Regions from separate parts of the Homo sapiens genome. Here all the other regions are linked to region 1. A link is a contact called in ENCODE Hi-C or POLR2A ChIA-PET data. All regions are on one chromosome and are shown on one strand. Each heading gives the region's core, a stretch centred on a gene start or an enhancer-like site at or near the end of the contact. The rest is flanking DNA. Distances are from core to core; before and after follow the strand shown.

The links. Hi-C counts contacts between places; a loop is a spot of excess contacts on that map. ChIA-PET counts read pairs that join two places held with the same protein, here RNA polymerase II (POLR2A). Pooled maps may share reads with other maps.
Region 2: a loop to region 1 is called in a pooled map, with 5 times the contacts of the local background. The contact joins the promoter of LRRN3 here to the promoter of HBP1 in region 1. A Hi-C loop is called at or near these places in 2 of 168 maps with a recorded cell type or tissue (CD4-positive, alpha-beta memory T cell and naive thymus-derived CD4-positive, alpha-beta T cell) and 8 of 50 pooled maps. POLR2A ChIA-PET finds 5 or more read pairs at or near these places in 2 of 52 experiments (both activated T-cell).
Region 3: a pooled map shows a loop between it and region 1 (13-fold over the local background). The contact joins the promoter of FBXL13 here to the promoter of HBP1 in region 1. A Hi-C loop is called at or near these places in 1 of 37 single-sample maps with no recorded cell type and 10 of 50 pooled maps. POLR2A ChIA-PET finds 5 or more read pairs at or near these places in 1 of 52 experiments (CD4-positive, alpha-beta T cell).

The regions. Positions count from the first base shown.
Region 1 is chr7:107,167,632-107,171,244 of GRCh38, forward strand. HBP1 (HMG-box transcription factor 1) reads left to right here and starts at 1,372. Exons shown (of 11, transcript NM_012257.4): 1 at 1,372-1,554. RefSeq lists silencers at 900-1,473, 1,492-1,591, 1,852-2,071 and an enhancer at 1,022-1,181.
Region 2 is chr7:111,089,078-111,092,685 of GRCh38, forward strand. It overlaps LRRN3 (leucine rich repeat neuronal 3), which reads left to right and starts at 2,050. Exons shown (of 3, transcript NM_001099658.2): 1 at 2,050-2,427. The region is part of intron 3 of IMMP2L (inner mitochondrial membrane peptidase subunit 2); the gene reads right to left.
Region 3 is chr7:103,072,861-103,076,475 of GRCh38, forward strand. It overlaps FBXL13 (F-box and leucine rich repeat protein 13), which reads right to left and starts at 1,936. Exons shown (of 21, transcript NM_001394494.2): 1 at 1,836-1,936. The coding sequence starts at 1,910. It overlaps ARMC10 (armadillo repeat containing 10), which reads left to right and starts at 2,280. Exons shown (of 7, transcript NM_031905.5): 1 at 2,280-2,551; 2 at 2,917-3,021. The coding sequence starts at 2,413. RefSeq lists a silencer at 1,867-2,706 and an enhancer at 2,977-3,026.

The sequences.
Region 1 (3,613 bases), core at 122-2,621:
AAAGTTAGAAAATCTAAAGCACAATTTAAATGATTAAACACTAAAGGTTCAAAGGGGGGAAAAAGCTTAATCATGCCTTTGTAATGTGAATGGTAAAGACACCAATTATTGACTAGATGCAGCCGACTGTGAATGGACAGCCATGTTTAAAGAGAAGTTAACTATAAAGCAGGGAAGCGTCTCTGGTGAGTCAGAGAATTCGTAACTTGAGGAACTCCTAGTGGAAATGAAGTGGAAAGACAGTTTCTTTCATCAATGAGAAAACGTCTAGAAGGAAAAGAGGGTTAATAAAACTCACCAGAGAAACTTACTGATAATGATTCACAAATTAAATCAGTTTACGTCATACATTACACCCTTTGTATTACGTTAACCAACGAGCATACTAATCAGTATGGAAAATGCCGCTTTAACTTGCCTCAATTTCGTAATCGCCCGCCCCCGCCCCCGCTTTGTAAATTCTCTAGACTCCAGCTTCTCGCTTGCTCACAGTCCATCCCCCAGCCTCACTCTTCCTGGCACTTAGGTGGCGGCTCAACAAACTTAGGTGAACTGAACAGAGCTGACAAGGCAATCTCAAGTTGCTGTCCTGGGAGTGGTGAGGCAAGGCACAAGAGAAAGGACTTCTAGTTCTTCCCACTGCCAGTGCAGCCCCCAGCATCACTTTCGACCCCTTCGTGCCTGGGGCCGTGATTTGTGGGTGATCAAGTCCCTCGCTAGCCTGCAGTACTTCCGCTGGTGCAGTCATCTCCTTCCCCTCGCACTAAAACAATACCCTGGCCTCCTGCCAAACTCTTGAGCAGCGAGCAACTCTGGCTGTTTATGGCCCGGATTGGGTGCTGCAAGAGGCTTGGGCCGCTCTAAGTGTTAGCAGAGGCCCGGAGGAAAAGAAGAGGCCCAAGCTTTAAAACACTCCCTTCCTCCGCCCCCTCCCTTTTGTCCCAGACACCAAAACAAACGAGCTGATACACGTGTCCCTATGACTCTTGTTTACTATCAAGACTGCGCTGTGCGAGCGCCTCTGGGATACGTAGTCCAGCTCTTCCCCGGCCAGCAGTCTCCCACAGCCAAGGACCAAGGCTTGAGACTACGAACCCACAATCCATTTCGGGGACAAAGTTTGGCTTGGGTCCCCGGACTCTCGGCAATAGTCCAATCCGAAGCACTTACTCTTGTGATTGACATGCCATCTTCTCCAGTAAACACAACACAAAAGTCAATACATGCCCGCCCCCCGAGACGGACCACGGTACCACCCAATGGGAAAGGGGAAGAACCGAATGGCAGTTCTGCAGTCCAATAAGAGGGCGAAAGAGCTGGGCGGGGCTCAACCCCCAGGGGGTTGAGGGGAGGGGGAAGACGAAGCTTGAAAGACTTGGTAATGGCGACGGGTTTGGTAAGTAGGAAAGTTTCGGTTGAGGAGTAAGAGCTGCCGCGGGAGCAGTAACCCGCGCGGGGGAGGCCGACGTCGGTCGGAGAGGGGGTACGAGAGCTGCTGGTGGTGTTGTCGTGGCCGGAGCGGCCCGCGCCTGGGCTGCCGGCACTTCGCGGCAGGTTTGTTGTCTTTCAGTTAGGGAAGAGGTGGGGGTGGGGAAGGGAGGGGCAGGAGCGCGGGGGATTGGGCAGACTGGAGGGCTCGGGTCCTCGTTCCTTCTTCTCGGAGGGTTGCCCTTGGGGTGGGGGCAGTTAACCGTTCGATTGGTGCCCGCGGCGAGCCCACCGGAGCAGCGTCTCCCGCGAGCTCACCTGGGCTTCGGGGCGGCGGCGCTAGGGGGTCTCGGGCGGGGGCCGGGAGGAGGCAGGGGGAGGGCGAAGTTCCGGGCCAGGTCGCGCGGTGGGTGGCCGGGCCGGGTGTGGAGATGGGGCGGGCCAGGGCGGGGGAAGGGGCCGACGCAGCGCCGGGGCTGCCCAGGAAAGTTTGACTTCAACTCCCCGTTTGTGGGCGGAGGGTCGGAGCTTGGCCAGGGGTGGGGGGCTGGCCGGAGGTGGGGGACCCCAGTGAGGCGCCGCCTCCTTCTGGACTGAGGGGGATTCTGGCTGAGCTGAGGAGCTCGCGGAGCCGCTGGGCCCCGGGGCTCATTGTTACGCAGTTCGAATGAATGGGCTCCCAGGCGCCTGCGCGCTGGGGCTGAGCCGAGGGGAAAAACAAGCCCGGAGTCCGGGCTGCGGTCACATGATGGGGGGAAGGGAGGGGAACGCGATGAATGGCGAAAGAGGGTGGGGGATGGACTTGGCGTGAACCGGGAGGCACCGCTCTGTGTGACCCAAAGAGGAGGCTTGGCAGGCGATTCCAGTCTCCGCCTTTCAACCTATGCTGCCACCGCAGGCCGATTGAAACAAAACAAAACAAACCAGGCGAAGTGGACAGCCAGGTTTTTGTAGCTTTAAATGCTGCGTGCTGTCTAGGGTGTTTCACTCTCCGCTGTGCACTCTACACTCGAGTTCATTCTTAGGGAGTTTTCAGCTACAGTCGTTTTTAGAAGGAGCACTGACAGCGAGGTAATACTCAAGTTTTCTGTTTGTTTTGTTTTTGGCTCATGGTGCCACTGATGCCAGGACGAGAGGAGGCTTAGAAAAGGAGTTATACATACTGGGAAGCGATGGAGTCCTACTAACAGCTCGGATGGAGGCTTTAGCTTTATTAATACTTCCCTCTGAATAGCCGTAAGCACTCCTAATAGTGGTTTTGAAATTAAAGGTACTTTTTGAGAATTAGAATAATTTTAACATTGGAAATACTTTTCTGGTCATTTAACAGTGATCTAAATCTGCAATGTATGTCTTGTACTTTTGGTTTTTTTTTGCTATTTTCCTTTATCTTGCAAATGAGTGTGGTAGAGTCGGTCATCTGTTCAGTTGCCTTGGTTAAACTCAGTTCTTGCAAGGTAGACAGTAGTTGACAAAATTTCAAGGAAATTTGAATTATATTGAGAATTAAATCCACTCCCTAAAGTTTTTGGGTTATGTTATACTTTTGAGGAGCCGTTTAACCACTTTAAAGCAAAATATTGTTTGTGCTTTCTCTACTGATAAATTATAGAATGAAGTTTTGATTTCACTTTCTAGTTTCATCTTAGTTTTGTAAACCTACTTATCTTTTCTGTCTCGAAAACCCTTCCTCTTTCTTAACTTCTCAAACTCCTAACTACATACCCTAGTTAAAAGGGTACCTTCTCCCAGGATTGCCCACCTACATGTCTCCGCTATCCTGTGTGCTTCACAGGGCATACCTCTCAGACGTCAAACATGATACTGTCACTGTAAGAGTTGTTTTCTTCACTATATACATATGTATATGTATAAAATATATAACATATACATGTATATATATAAAATATATAACATACATGTATATATATAAAATATATAACATATACATGTATATATATAAAATATATAACATATACATGTATAAATATATATATATATATATATATATATATTTTTTTTTTTTTTTGAGAGGGAGTCTCGCTCTGTCGCCAGGCTGGAGTGCAGGGGTGCGATCTCGGCTCACTGCAACCTCCACCTTCTGGGTTCAAGCGATTCTCTTGCCTCAGCCTCCTGAGTAGCTGGGACTACAGGTGAGCGCCACCACTCTCAACTAATTTTTTTG
Region 2 (3,608 bases), core at 800-3,299, 3.9 Mb after region 1:
ACTTTCAAAAGAGTGATCATTTAGTTAAAACAACTTCCTATGAAATAATGTAAGATAACATATAAATGGCTACCTTTAACAATTCTAACTGAATCAAAACTGAAAAGATTTTTTCTTGATTTCTGAAACAGACTGAAATTTAAGATATTAGGTATGACTGCAGTTTCATTTAAAAACCAAGAGAGGAGTTTAATCATGTATCTGACTATCACAACTTACCTTCATTATGGGAGTGCATTATAATTGGTTTGATTACTGGACTTGTCAATTATACAGTCAATACCAATCAATGAAAATTAATCACTTAAGATACCATGGCATAAATAAAAATTCTCTTTTTACAAATAATTATCACAATTTTAAGATTATTCTTCCATATGTGGAAATAAATCCTGCAGATACTGAAATAATTTGGAATATTAAAGAAACTAAGATTTGCTAGATTAAAATTAAGGGGTAAGAAGGATGATTATTACTATTATTAAAAGTACATTAAATTATATGTAAATATACTCTAACACAACATCCCAACACTCAACCATGATCCCTAACATACAGAACTGACTCAGTGCTTTCTGAGTAAATACTAGAGTATCCAGTAAATAATAAAACCTTACAATAATATTCTGAAATAAGTATTAGGTTAAATGAGATGCTACTTTTATCTTGAACTTATTTTGATTCATTTGAATAAATTCTTATAGAAAAAAACATTTGGGAACTGTTTCTAGAAAACTACAGAGTGAAAATATTCAGTATTTAAAGACAAGCCTACTGTTTAAAATTTTTCCTGGTATTATTATTATTATAATAACTGCAAACTATTGTTCTATGTCATGTCAATAAGCACTTAAGGAGCAATTAGATGTGAAGGTTTTGTTTTTTTTTTCCTAAGTAAATCTAATAAGTGCCATTTCTCTTTACTCCACTAGAGGGTAGTCTCTCAAAACTGGGGTTGGAGTCATGACTAGCCTGCTTTTGACCTGTTGATATATTAATCCTCATGTTCCATTCTCCTCAACAAGATGTTTCTCTAGTATACTAATTAAGGTTGTAAAACATGCATTTTTAAAACTGCTTTTTGATTTTTCATGTATGTTCTTTCAGAAATATGCACTGCTATGTGTTTCTGTGTTTTCCAAATTTCTGGTAATTAATAAAAATGTTTTACATGTATGGCTTATATAGTATATTTTCCTGGGAAATATCCTTTCAGAGTTAATAGGCCTAAGAATAAAGATAGTCTTTTAAATAATTTAACTTATTACAATCGAAATATTTCCCCAGAGTGGTAAAAAATACATCCTAAATACACACACACACTCACAGATACACAAACACACCTACACATGTACCCATTCATATGTAGCTCCTAGATTTATTACATCATATAAAGAGAAGTCAGTGAGTATAATTAGAAATACATATTTTTAAAAAGTACCCCCTCAAATGCCAATGTTGTGAATTACAGAGAGGCAAATATATGCTTTATTTTAAAAATCTGGTCAATCCAGACAAGAAATGTCATTGCTAAAAAAAAAAAAAAAAAAGTGTTATTGAACACCAAGCACATATGCTAAATTAAGTAGGATCTATAGAGAACCAAATGCCACTCAAAACAGTTGCAAGCTTCTCTTCTTAAATAATGCAGTCATTGCTGAACTTCAGAGACGGAGTTGGAGGTTTGAGTCTCTACCAGGTGTTTTTAATATTTAGGAAATCCTTATCAGTAGTGTGTCCTCTCTATTTGCAGACTGAAAACATATTTCTCTGAATGACTGATAACCTAAAATTGAGAAAACTTGTCAAAAATTCCCAACATTCCCTCAGAAAGGAAAAAAAAGAAGGAAAATGATACCTAGGAAAACATGCAAGCCTGTTTCATTTATTTGTATCCTAAGCAGCAGTGTCATAGAACAGACAGTTTGTTTCAGCCAACCAGACTGGAGCAGCTGCGAGTGCTACATCTTGGCTGTCTGAAGCGATTGGCTCCTCTCTGGGGAGTGGAGGGTGTTCAGTTATTAATGACCGCTGAGCAGGCAGCACCATGTCAGTGTGACAACTGATCGGGTGAACGATGCACCACTAACCACCATGGAAACAAGGAAAAATAAAGCCAGCTCACAGGATCTCTCTTCACTGGATTGAGAGCCTCAGCCTGCCGACTGAGAAAAAGAGTTCCAGGAAAAAGAAGGAATCCCGGCTGCAGCCTCCTGCCTTCCTTTATATTTTAAAATAGAGAGATAAGATTGCGTGCATGTGTGCATATCTATAGTATATATTTTGTACACTTTGTTACACAGACACACAAATGCACCTATTTATACCGGGCAAGAACACAACCATGTGATTATCTCAACCAAGGAACTGAGGAATCCAGCACGCAAGGACATCGGAGGTGGGCTAGCACTGAAACTGCTTTTCAAGGTAAGTTTAAAATACACATATATTTTAAAATACGTTCTATTTCTTGTCTCTTCGATGATCATGTTTTTACACCTAAATCCTCCTTTGATGTCTTCTTCTTGTCTGAATTCTAAGAGCATTTTTCTTTTATTGCACTTTTGAGAAGAAATTCACATGCAAAACCCAGCTGGCTCTGTGTGTGCCTAGCTGTGTTTGTGAGATTCTCCAACATGCATTTTACTAGCTTGAATGCCCATTAGAGGATGTGAGTGGGAGAGAAAAAGCAGTGTTGGGGGGAGGAGAAAAAGGAGGGAGACAGAAGAGAAGGGAACAGTGGGGGAGAAGAGAGGAGGAGAGGGAGAGAGAAGGAGATGGGGAAGAGAGAAGACAGAGAGGAGACAGAGAGGAGAGGAGAGTCACGGGTGATGGGGTGCAATTTTCCTTTTTCTTCACATTATTTGTAGTGAAAAGCAGATCACACATTATTCTCTGTTTTGAAATCAACCCACCAAATGGGGCATTTTTATTTTGTCTCATCCAGTGGATGCAAATTAAGGCAAATGCTGTTGTATGTTAAGAGCTAAACCACTAAGCAGAGTAGCAGAATGAGCATATCACAAACAGTTATTGAATTTCTGCCAGGCTACATCTTACGGACTGGGGTAAATGACTTCCCTTTAATAACATCCCCTCGCTGGTCTGAAGGGACAGTGCAAATGTCTGATTGCTAATGCAGCTGGAACTGCCACACACTAGGTGAAAGGATCCCATGAACCAGAAGAGTTCTAATCTTTGGTAATTAACAGGATCACAGCAGGATGGCTTTAAAGTACATTTCCTATTTAAGAAAATTGTTTGTTCTAACCAACTGCTATATTCCCTTTGCTGTTGTTGAGCTGGATGGCTTAATTCGGCTCTAATTTATTCATTTTTAACAATATGTCCTTGTTTCTCTGCCTCTAATTTCAGTGAAAGCAGGCTATGAATATGAGTAGAACCGTCCTAATTTAGTGAAAAGGGGATAATGTGAAAACAAAAATAGAAGTAAAGGTTCAAAATATCTACCTAGAAAATAGTGTGCTCTGGTACCATAAATATTACTGATATATTTCTCATCTTTAGTTTCAGAAGCAATGCCTTTGAGACAGAATTACTCTCAGTAAACTCTATGAGCATCCATGTATTGATGATTCATGGAATTC
Region 3 (3,615 bases), core at 686-3,185, 4.1 Mb before region 1:
GAGCTTAGCTCCCTAACCTACTGCCTTTCCATTCTATTAATATATGCCTGGCAAATTCCTATCCCAGACGAAGTCAACTTGGTTATCTCTGTACCTACATCTGATTTACTGACTGCTACTTGAGAAAATCACACAACCGGGAAGATGGGTACCATTCTCCCTACATATTTTCAAGCACAATTGTATAGAGGTACAACACAAAACTCACTGTAATAAATTAAAACAATACAGCTATGGACAGAGTAAAAAGTTAGAATTCTCCATCTTTTCCCCCAAAACCATTCCACAAGACATCTGTTATTAACAGTTTGGCATAGGTTCTATGCATGCACTATTGTCTTAAAGCTAGATATATACACATATATGTACATAAACACATATACAACATATATGAAATCAAATGGACAGCTAGAGCAGAATGGACAGTTGCTAAGCAACTTGCACTTTTTCTTTTTTACTTAATAATATGTGTTGGGAGCCAGCCATGTGGTGTATGCCTGTAGTCCTAGCTACTTGGGAGGATGAGGTGGGAGGATCAATTGAGCCCAGGAGTTTGAGGCTGCAGTGAGCTAGGATGGAGCCACTACACCCTAGCCTGGGTGGCAGACCAACACCCCGTGTCTCAATAATAATGATGATAATAATAATATGTCTTGGAGGACATTTCTTCTTAGTAGGTACAGATATACTTTATTCTACATAATGCCTCATTCGCTTAGTCACTCTAGGTCATTTACTATTTTTACTATGAAACAAAGTTATAATGAATATCCTTGTACATCCTCCTGAACACATGTGCAAGTATTTCTCTAAAGTAGATCCCTAGAAGTAGAAATGCTTGGTTAAAGGGTACATGTATTTAACATCTTAATAAATATTTCTCAATTACCATCCAAAAAAGAGACGGGTGGGGGGTCTCTACCAAATTGCCCTCCCAACCGCCTAGGAGCGTTACTACCCTCAGGTAGGACCTCCTCTTTCTTTCCCTAGACATCTCTCTCCCTCATTCTCCACATAACGTATCTTTGCTCGAACCTCCTACTGCACCAACATCCCCATCCCCACTCAAACACGCACATTCTTGGTAAATATCTCACCAACTATTTGTAGAGAAAAAAAGAGGTCAACAAAGGCAAATGTTCTCAGCTTCCTACCCCCAAACCTACAAAACCTAATGTCTATCCCCTTCCTGTCTTCCTTCCCTACTCTTATAACGGCAGTAGGAGGGCAGTCCTTCCTGTTGTCTAAAGGCAATCCTGGTTGAGAGGGTCCTTACCTTCACAAAGGGCTGACTACACTGACCAAAGGTCTCAGCTTCCACTCTTCCCTCCGCTAACCTCCATCTATTTTCTGCCCTCACGGCTCCATGGAAACCTCAGGCTCACCTTGGGCAGAATCCAGCTCCTTATCTTAGGTGACTAGTGCCTACTCCCTACTTCTGACAACATTCTTCATAATGCCAGTCTGCTGATTTTCCTCCTCAGGCTCTCTGGCACTTCTTTCTCACTCCTCCACTCCTCAGGTACTTCTTGTCCAAACCTTAAAATCTGAGTTTGGGGTTTCCGATCTGGGCCTTGTGCTCATTCCCCCTGGGAGATGTCACCCATTCCCCACGTGCAGCCACCATCACCCTCTGTTTTCTCTCTAATCAGCGTCTTCAGCCCTGATCGCCTACAAGTCCGAATTTGACTTCACTTTCTCGCATTCTGCCCCGCCTTCCCTCCACTCCTCCCCAATCCCGAAACCTAGTCCCTCCTCCGGGAAGTCTTTCCTGACTCCTCCCCCTTCTAACTCCCCACCGACGGTCTGTGTCCGCTGCCACGCGTGTCCAGTACCTCGCAGACCTGAGGAATGTAGTTCTCCTTGAAGTAGTTCTTCAGCCTCGGGTTGGCATTGCGTAGCGAGGCCATGGCCCAAGGCCTGACGGAGAAGCTGCGATAGTACCCTCCCCGCGCTGGGACTAGGGGCCGGGCGCGTGCGGGCGTTGTCCCGGCAACCAGGGGGCGGGGCTGGGCGTGGCACCGCCCCGCGCTCCGCTGCCAGGGGCGGGAGGGAGGAATGGTTGCTTCACGCCCCGGGGGAAGAGACGGGAAGCTCGGCTCTGGGTTGCGGGCCCCGGCGTCTCCGCGTGGGGCGCACCGTCCGACCCCCCCCTCCCGGTGTGCAGCGCCCCGCACCGCCCCGCCTCGCCTGGGAGAAGCCGCCGGGACGCGCCGGGCTGGAGTGGGCGGTTATAGGCTTTGAGCTAGGCCGTTTCCGGGAGGCGGAGCTCAGACCCCATTTCCTTTCTCCACATCCAGGTCAGGTGGCGTTTGCTGTGGCGGCTAGGCCCGCGTGCGCTGGAGACCTCCGCGCTGGCCCCCGCGAGCCTCCTGCCCTGGCCCGGCGCTGCGGCTCTGCCGCGGCGGCAGCATGGGTGGCCCCCGGGGCGCGGGCTGGGTGGCGGCGGGCCTGCTGCTCGGCGCGGGCGCCTGCTACTGCATTTACAGGCTGACCCGGGGTCGGCGGCGGGGCGACCGCGAGCTCGGGATACGCTCTTCGAAGTCCGCAGGTGGGACCCCGGGGTTTCCGGCAGGTGGGCGGGGACTGGGCAGGGGGGCTCCCCAGGCCGGGGTGGTGGCTTGCGTGTGCTCGGGGTAAAATGAGGAGCCGAGCTAGAGGGAGAGGCAGTACTTGTGTGAGTGCAGGGTGCTGCGCCGCCCCCGCCGCCCCTTTGCTGACTATACTGGTATGAAAACTTGCCCTGGCTTTCCTGCCTGAGCTCCGCGTCACAGCGGAGGATTAGATTTCTTAAAAACCTGTTGATGGCCTCTCATTTTAAAGCTTGCTCCGGGCCTTTGTGTAACTAAAGGGATTCTCCCGATTGTGGAAGGGCTGTTGAGGGGCCCAGAGCCATAGGTCAATCTCTGCTTGCAGGTGCCCTGGAAGAAGGGACGTCAGAGGGTCAGTTGTGCGGGCGCTCGGCCCGGCCTCAGACGGGAGGTACCTGGGAGTCACAGTGGTCCAAGACCTCGCAGCCTGGTGTGTGTTTTGGAAATGGGAACAGTTGTCTGCGCGAGACACACCCTCCCAGCGGACAAATGCATGATTCGGTTTCTGTCCAAAAGTTGATCGGTACATTAAAACCCTCCAAAGGCATGTTTCACATCATGGAAGCTGTTAGGGAAATAATTTAAAATATCATATCTGCCATCCAAGAAACTCCTGTCCACAATTGTAGAAGAGAGCTAAACAGCTTCATTGTTGAATAAGCACAAACTAAATTGCCTCACACATCACGGGCAATTTGCTAATGGGATAGCAGGAAGAATTCTAATTCCTTTAAATGTAGCTGGACAGATAGAACCGATTTCATATTACATACGTGTTCTCAAGATAAAAAATAATTTGTCCTTAGGTAAGAGGACTTGACAGTACCATTTGCTACATGTAGTTTATCCTGAATTTACTGGTAATTGGGGTGGTTGTTATCTAATTGCCTTTATCCAGAGGAAAAATAAAAATATCTTTATGATGTGGAACCAGGTGCCCAGGCTAAAAACTCACAGAGTTGGGGAGATTGGGGATCTATCTTCCTGGAAGAGTAGGTTTCAAAGAGTACGCTTTCGAACAGTA